3 separate regions of the Homo sapiens genome follow, and regions 2 and 3 are each linked to region 1. The links are chromatin loops, found by intact Hi-C in ENCODE. Cell type or tissue: endothelial cell of umbilical vein. All regions are shown on one strand. Region 1 overlaps ARMCX5-GPRASP2 (ARMCX5-GPRASP2 readthrough). Region 2 holds the start of TMSB15A (thymosin beta 15A). Region 3 overlaps ARMCX5-GPRASP2 (ARMCX5-GPRASP2 readthrough).

What was found. Peaks named below come from ENCODE experiments on the same cell type or tissue, not always from the same donor. Only the 100,000 strongest peaks of a DNase experiment are listed, where the experiment ranks them.
Region 2: a loop joins it to region 1, with 12 times the contacts of the local background. A loop is called at or near these places in 3 of 110 quality-filtered maps.
Region 3: it touches region 1 in a loop (2.4-fold over the local background); 2 of 110 quality-filtered maps call a loop at or near these places.

The regions. Positions count from the first base shown.
Region 1 is chrX:102,764,367-102,766,866 of GRCh38, forward strand. All of the region lies in intron 8 of ARMCX5-GPRASP2 (ARMCX5-GPRASP2 readthrough), which reads left to right. Among named protein-coding and RNA genes, the nearest start is that of LINC00630, 3.5 kb to the right of the region's middle. In endothelial cell of umbilical vein, no CTCF peak of the experiment used is centred here; DNase peaks (open chromatin) are centred at 1,055 and 1,475; H3K27ac peaks cover 1,246 bases.
Region 2 is chrX:102,515,281-102,517,780 of GRCh38, forward strand. It overlaps TMSB15A (thymosin beta 15A), which reads right to left and starts at 1,459. Exons shown (of 3, transcript NM_021992.3): 1 at 1,386-1,459. In endothelial cell of umbilical vein, no CTCF peak of the experiment used is centred here; no DNase peak of the experiment used is centred here; H3K4me3 peaks cover 714 bases.
Region 3 is chrX:102,834,617-102,837,116 of GRCh38, forward strand. All of the region lies in intron 10 of ARMCX5-GPRASP2 (ARMCX5-GPRASP2 readthrough), which reads left to right. The region is part of intron 2 of LINC00630 (long intergenic non-protein coding RNA 630); the gene reads left to right. Among named protein-coding and RNA genes, the nearest start is that of LINC00630, 67 kb to the left of the region's middle. In endothelial cell of umbilical vein, a CTCF peak has its summit at 1,335; a DNase peak (open chromatin) is centred at 1,355.

The DNA of each region.
Region 1 (2,500 bases):
AGACAGTGGGTTACTTATTAATCAGAGATAAAACACATTAGAGCTTTGTTCATGTCAAATTTGATAGATTTCAGACTTTTCAAAAGGTATTGTAAATATGATAGTAGGCAAACACGTACACAACCAAGGTTATGAAGCAAAACATTACAGAGTGGACTCTCCTGTGTGAGTTCCCTGATTGCCTCAGCGCCCTCAGAAGGAACCACTATCCAAAATTTCTTGTTTAGTCATGAATACATCCCTAAACTAAACACATAATTGCTTTGCATATTTTTATCTCTATATAAGTAACATATTTATATATCTATTATCGAAATGTTTTCTTCTGAAAATAGTGTTTCTGAGATGTTTCTAACCAGGTGACTTTGGGACTATTTTGATATTTACCCATGCTCCTGTGAACAGGTTTGCTATGTACCGAGACTCTGCAATGCACATCTGAGAGGGCAGCAGATGACAGAGCCTCACATGCTTCTATTGTGGGTGCTGCTCAATATCTCCACAAAGAAGTTGTACCAATTTGTCCGCTCCAAGCTATGTATGGGCTTCTCGTGGCCCCAACATTTCAATTCAAACAGGATGCAACATAAACACAAATTCGATGATTGGGTTTTCTTTTCAAACTCTAGAATTATTCCAAGACATATTCTAAGGTATAATATGGAACCATTAGCTAAGCATTTTTAATGCACCTGTGAAATACACTATTTAAAACATAATACGATAGGGAAAAATAAAGAAAATCTAATGTACCAATAACAGGATCTCAGAATAAAAAATATTAAAAATCTGTGAAACCTATTTTTGCACAGATCAGGAAAAACAGATGTTTTCAAATTGTTGGATGGAATATAAGAACTATTAAAGAAATTTTAAAGTTCAACTATATAGGAAGCATTAAAAATATTAAATGGTCATGCTCTTTGACAAAACAGTTCCACTTCTGGGAATGTATCCTCCTGATATGGCCTCAAGAGTCTCCTGCTGTAACCACTCGTGTCCACACTGCTCAGGGCTGAGATGACCATTTCCTTAGTTGGCCCAGTGCCTTCATGTCCCAGATCCTGAGTCATCTACCCCTGGATCAAAACAGGAAAATCAAATCTGAATCATGGATGGATGCCCAGACTCGAAGGACCATCCACTAATTCACCACAAACATTGATACAGAGCAATGCTCAGGTCCCAACTCCTGGAGAGATTTGTAGACCTCAGGCCTCATCCCTGTCTGGGAGAAATCTTCCTTCCTCTCCCATCTTTGTGTCCTGAGAGGCCCCCACATCCCTACCAGGTACAAGCAGCCCGGTCCTTTCAACAAATTAAGTTTTCATAAAGGATGAAAGAAAAACTGGCTCCAGAAGGCTTCTGCTGTCAGCCCTCTCACAAACCTCCCCTGAAGTAAGGAGAGGGGGCACCAACCTTACTGCAGGGAGGGTAAGCAAGGAGAACAGAGATTAACCTCCTTAACAGTACATGTCCAGATACATTTGCTAAAGGTCTACCACTAGCAACTCAAGGTGCCCAGGCTGGCAGGTTCTATCCCTGGCTCTGGCAGTGGGCCTGGTGAGTAACCTCCTTGCCATTCAGCTCTGTGTTTAGGAGCACGTGCTTTATAGTCACTGACATCCATGAGGAAGAGAGGATACTGGTACCTCACCAGCACGGCTGTCATGAGATTAAATCCAGACACTAATGTGAAGAAACTGGAGCTGGGCCCAGCTAAACCATCTGCCTTACAAAATAGTAGCTGTCTTTTCCTCCTCCAAGCAGGGAACTCATGTTACTCTGAGCTGCCACCTCAGCCAGGGCCCCTTAAGAGGGCGCACATCGTAGTCACCTTGATGAGTCTTTTCTAAACCCTCAGCTGAAACTCCCTTGTTGGTGGAAAAATAGGACTTTGGCATCAAAGATCATTAATGTCTTAAGTTATAATATGAGCCTTGGAAAACAGATATATCCACTTGGCACCAACAGTATATGTGAGCGTCTGCTGGCTTTTCATTCCACCAACACCAAGTATTACCAACTTTTGTCCTTATTGCCAATCCAATCTGCTCATTTTCCCCAGACCTGTCCCATTGGAAGAATCAGCTCAGATGGTCATTAAACTTAGAGATTCACAGGGTCATCCCCTGCAATTGCCAGATTTAGCAAATAATAAGACGATTTAAAATTTTTATTTTGTTATTTATTTCATTTACTTTTATTTATTTAATTAAAATCCAGTTGGATTTTAATTTTAAATAAACTAATATTGCATGCCACATAAACTAAAAAATATTCCTATTAATCCGGAATTTAAAGTTAACTGAGTTGATTTTAATCTGGTAACTGTACACGTGGAGGGCTCTGTGGAGAGCCAAGATGCTCAGGTCAACAGCCTTAACTGAGCTCCCAGCAGACGCCAACACCAGTCATCATTCATGTGAGTGAGCTCTCTCAGATGTCCCAGATGAGTGGAACCTCCAGATGACTGCAGCCCCAGGTGACAGACATCATA
Region 2 (2,500 bases), 250 kb before region 1:
TCTACCCGCTCATTTTCAACAGAAAAACAGCAACAGATCTTAGAAAAGTTATATTTTTGTTAGAATAATTTTAACTCCACATCATTAGCCCATTTTGATATGCAGTAAATGCCGTTGGATCAGAACGCACCAGAAACCAAGATTCTCCAGAAACCCAGAGCCAATATGTCTGACTCTTAAAATCACAGCAAGGGTAAAATGGAGGTGATAGAAGCACAAGAGCAGACAGGGACAGAATAAAAAATAAAGACTGGCTTTAACCAGTTAATGATTTTGTAACAGGAGATAGCACTATTCGAGCATCTTCACTTTCTATTAAATTACTTTTGTTTTTTGGCATTTTTTTTTAGGAGACGGGGAGCAGCACAAAAAAAAAAAGAGTGGCATAAGTTGTACTAATTTCTTTCTATTTTAAATGCCCAAAGATGACAGTACATTAAGGCATTACAATACACGTCTCATAATAGCTCCTTGTGGCATTGGTGTATAAACGTTGTAAGAAGGGACAGCTAACTAGGATCAAACCCAGGACTTCAGCAGAATGGGATAAACCAAATAAAAGCGAGTCTTGTTTCACCATGTTTTCTCTGCAAAGAGAGAGGTAAAGAGATGAGGCTTAGAGGTGCATGGCTGTGGACCTGACGAAATGCCTGGTGCCCTGTAAGCGTCCCGAGTTTGTCCAGAAGAGACAATAGGATATCCCAGAAATCGGAGGGCAGAGTTCTCATTCGCAAGCCCAGCCCCACCCTCGTGCAGTAAGATACTATGTCTAGTGCTTGGGGTAGAATGGAGAGGCCCCCAAGCAGCCAGAAGTGCCGAACATGCCTCCATTCCGTCGAGTTTACCCTAAGACCCTCCTCTGCCAAGCCATTAGACGCCAAGCTCAGAGCTGGAAAACTGGAACTAACAAATAAATAATAGCAGGGCCGGGTGCGTAGGCCAGTCTGTCAAGAGCAGTTTGCATACTTTTAAAAATAACTATTAGCTTTTTCTGGCGCCCAGCCTAACGGCCACGGGAGGAGAAGGAATGAGGACCAAGCCCCAGGGGGCCCATTCCGGGCGGCCTCCAAACTCCTCATCCTCTAAGCCTCCGACCTGCAGCTACTGCGGACAGGTCCCTTTAAGGGTCCGCGCTCCCCGCCTCCCAACCCCGGGGCCTTGTTTCCAGGGACCGGCCCCCAGGAGGGCTCGGCATCGAGCGCAGAAGGCGGCCCCCTGGAAGACAAAGGCGCGGACTCGCTCGCCCGGGCGGCGGTGCAGACGCGAAGCGCCAGCCCCAACCTCGGCTCCTCTGGCTCCCGAAGGCGCGGCATCCCCCGCCTCGCAACCCTGACGCCTTCCCATCCCCATGGTCCTCTGGCTCCTGCGAGGCCGCAGGTCCTCACCTGAAAGCTTGAAGACTCGTGAAAGGCTGTTCGCGGGGCTGAGACCCAGACTCGCTCCGGACCAGGTTAGCGTTCCCGCGCAGAGCCCTGCAGTGCTAAGCCACCCAGCAGGCCCCGCCCCAGCCCTCTCTGATTGGCCAAAGGTTTCCGGGCTCGCCACCCCCCCCCCCCCACCCCGCCCTTCCCCTCCTCCGCTTGAGTGTACAGAGCCCGCGTCCACCCTCTCCTCTAGGATCGGGGCTTGGTGAAGTCAGAGCCGACCCCGCCTCCCCAGGCCCCACCTCCCAGGCCTCTTCCACTGCTTTAGTCCTGAGGGTCCACATACCCTTCATCCTGACTACACTCACTCTTTCACAATAACAGAGGCCTCTGCAATAAGCAGACACATCTCGCCCAGTGAGCTTAGAACATCTGGAACTCCGAGGTCCAAGCTGAATGACCGGTATTTAGGCTCTTTCGGCTTTTTATAGCCATTGGGGCCCAAGGATGCTGTGATAACCTAACAGTAGGTTGGAAGTGGGGCTCGGTGTTGTCTGCTCTAATCCTTGGCCAGGTCGTGGAGTAGGGGTGCTCATAGTGAGGGTGGGTGGTTCAGGGCCATTCACCCCTACAACTGGACATTTCTGTGACAGTAGTGCTCTCCTATGAAATGTAAAAGTCACATTCGCAGCTTTCTCGGCCACTGAACACGATAGCAGTTTATAATAATCACAGAACAACTGAGGCTATTCACCTTTATATCCCTAATCCCTAGCACTTTGGCCCACAAGACACATTGGTTGTGGAGATGTCTATAGATTGAAGTAATAAATACGTGATGGGTGGAAGTTTTGGACAATAGCACCACCCAGTGTCTGTTGGAAGAGAAAATTGAGGATTCGGTATTTACTTGAAAGGACTAAACGTTCAAGATCATTTTCTGGATACTCACCCAGAACCTTAGAGCATTAAGGTAAGATGGAGGTAGAACTATGTCTTTAGCTTGCACCCCATGTGTGGTGGTATAGATCTATATAGATCGAAAGTCACTCTTTCCACAAGGATTTCTCAAGGCTTCCCCAGCTTACTTCATTCCCTTTTCTTTGCTTTTGTAGCACGTTGTGTTAATTTGAGAA
Region 3 (2,500 bases), 70 kb after region 1:
TTTCTTTTCAGAATATTTTCAGTCCAAGATTGGTTGCATTCATGTATGCAGAATCCACAGATACAAAAGGTCAACTGTACTTATTTATTTAATTCTCACCACAACCTATGAGAAGGATCTATTGTTGCCTGACTTTAGAAAAAAGGAAACTGAGGTACAGTGAAGACAGAGTTAGCAAGTGCCAAGGCTTAGATGTGAACACAGGCTGTGTGGCTCCTGAGTAAATTCATCTATCCAGTGTGTGCTGCTGCCTCTCAAATGATGAGAAAAATCTTGCTTTTTCAGGCCGGGCACAGTGGCTCACGCCTGTAATCCCAGTTACAGGGATCACCTCGTGATCTCAGTGATAGATAACACCAGGTAAGCAAAGTGTGGAGTTTGCCTAATGGCTCCTGGACTGTTTGGTATATTAATATATTACAGGAAAGCTGGGCACAGTGGCTCACGCCTGTAATCCCAGCACATTGGGAGGCCTAGGCGGGCGGAACACTTGAGGTCAGGAGTTTGAGACCAGCCTGCCAACATGGCAAAACCCTGTCTCTACTGAAAATATAAAAAGTAGCCAGGCATGGTGACGCACGCCTGTAATCCCAGCTGCTTCTCAGGTGCTGAGGCAGGAGAATTGCTTGAACCTGGGAGGCGGAGGTTGCAGTGAGCCAAGATTGCACCACTGCACTCCAGCCTGGGCAACAGAGCAATACTCCATCTAAAAAAAAAGAAGAAGAAAAATCTTACTTTTTCATCACGGCACAACACAATAAAACAGTGGGTTAAATTGTGTCCCCTCTGATTGGAAATGTGTATATTAAAGCATTTCCATTTGCTCTTGACCCCAAATCTACCTCGCATTTATAGATTTATCTCTTACCTCATCAGTAAAGTTTAGGTTGGGGTGTTCACAGTGTAGAGGAGTCCCTCCCAGAGAGCAGAGTGGTTATCCTTCATTACCCCAACCTGTACAGGCTTTTCAGACCTTCGCCTACCCCTCTTAGTCTCCAGGATACTGTGAACATAGCAGCCCAGACCCCATTCCGCTGCCCCTCTCCTCTGTCAGTCACCTCCTGCTGGCCCTGCCCCACGTTATGCCTTCCAGCCAGTGACTATCAAGGGGCAGTAGAGCTACCTGGTGTTCCATCATATGGATGCCCCAGAGTATGTTGTTGTTGTTGTTGTTGTTTTACAGTCCTCTTGCACTTTTAAGTTTTTTTCAGGCAGAATTTGAATCATTCGAATGGTTCCATAAAGGTTAATAAGCTAGGTTTTTAGGAAGGTATTGTATTTTTTGGTTTTTGTATACACTTCTTTGCAAAAAAGTTTGATAGTGGAGGTGCATTGGTGCCACCTTGTAACAGAAGCCTGAACTGCAGCCTGAACTGCAGCCTGAACTAGTGTAAGCTGGAAGGTGAAAGGGAGGGACTGTGGTCCAAACTTACAAGATAGAACTTTCTGGAAGTCTGGGCGTAAAAGGTGGCATACACAGGCAAAAAAAGATACTGAAGGCCTCTAAGCAGGAAGTACAGGTTTTTAGTATGTTAAAGAGAAAGAGGTATGTGAGAGGAACTAAAAGATCATTTTAATGTTTATGTGTTGAGACTTGTGGTTAAATAGCTAGAAGCCTATATAAGCAAAAATGGGATCAGACCATTTATGATTTTTGTAATCCACTTTCACTGTTATTGTGATTACCTTTCTGTGTAAATATATTTTTATGATAACATTTGAAATAACTACAACAAAATTTTAGTGTCATTTTTTTAGTGGCCTGGGTATCATCTCATCATGTGGATGCCCTAAAATTTATTTAATTGGTATCCTAATTACAAAAATTTAGTTCCCTTACTATTTTTTTCTATTACAAACAATAGTATACTTAACACTATGCTCATATAGATGCAAATGTCTTTGTGAGCATTTATTTATAAGTTCCTGAAAATGTCATTTCAAAATCCTTTGAACTATAATATTCTTCAAAATACTATTACTAATTTATATTCCTTATATCACAGTATGAAAATGCCTGTTTTTCCACACATTAAAAATAATGTGAATCATTAATCTTGTCTGCAAGAAATCATTTTTTCATGATTATTTTTATTATAATTTGTTTTTGCTACCTTCTAGAATTCCATCCTATGGATGTGATATTATCAGTTTTACAACTCTATGTTATTCAGAGTATTCTGATAGTTCCTATTACTCACATTCTGTGGATGAAATCTTTTCAAAGTCTGTGCACTACAAAAGGGCACAGTTCCCATAGCTGTTTGTACTGGTGAGCAGAATGTGTTCCTCCTAGGAGAATTCTGGTATTGTGATAACAGAACATGATTATTGTATAAGAGAGAGTTCGTGTGTGCTGACAACTACGTTTCTCTCTTCCTTCTGCCCCTTTATGGCCTTAGGTTTCATTTGGTCTCTAAATTCAGGCTCTGCAGTGAAGGAAGGGAATTATCAGGATGACAGGCCTTAACACTGGATCCCCATCAACATCTTCCACTAT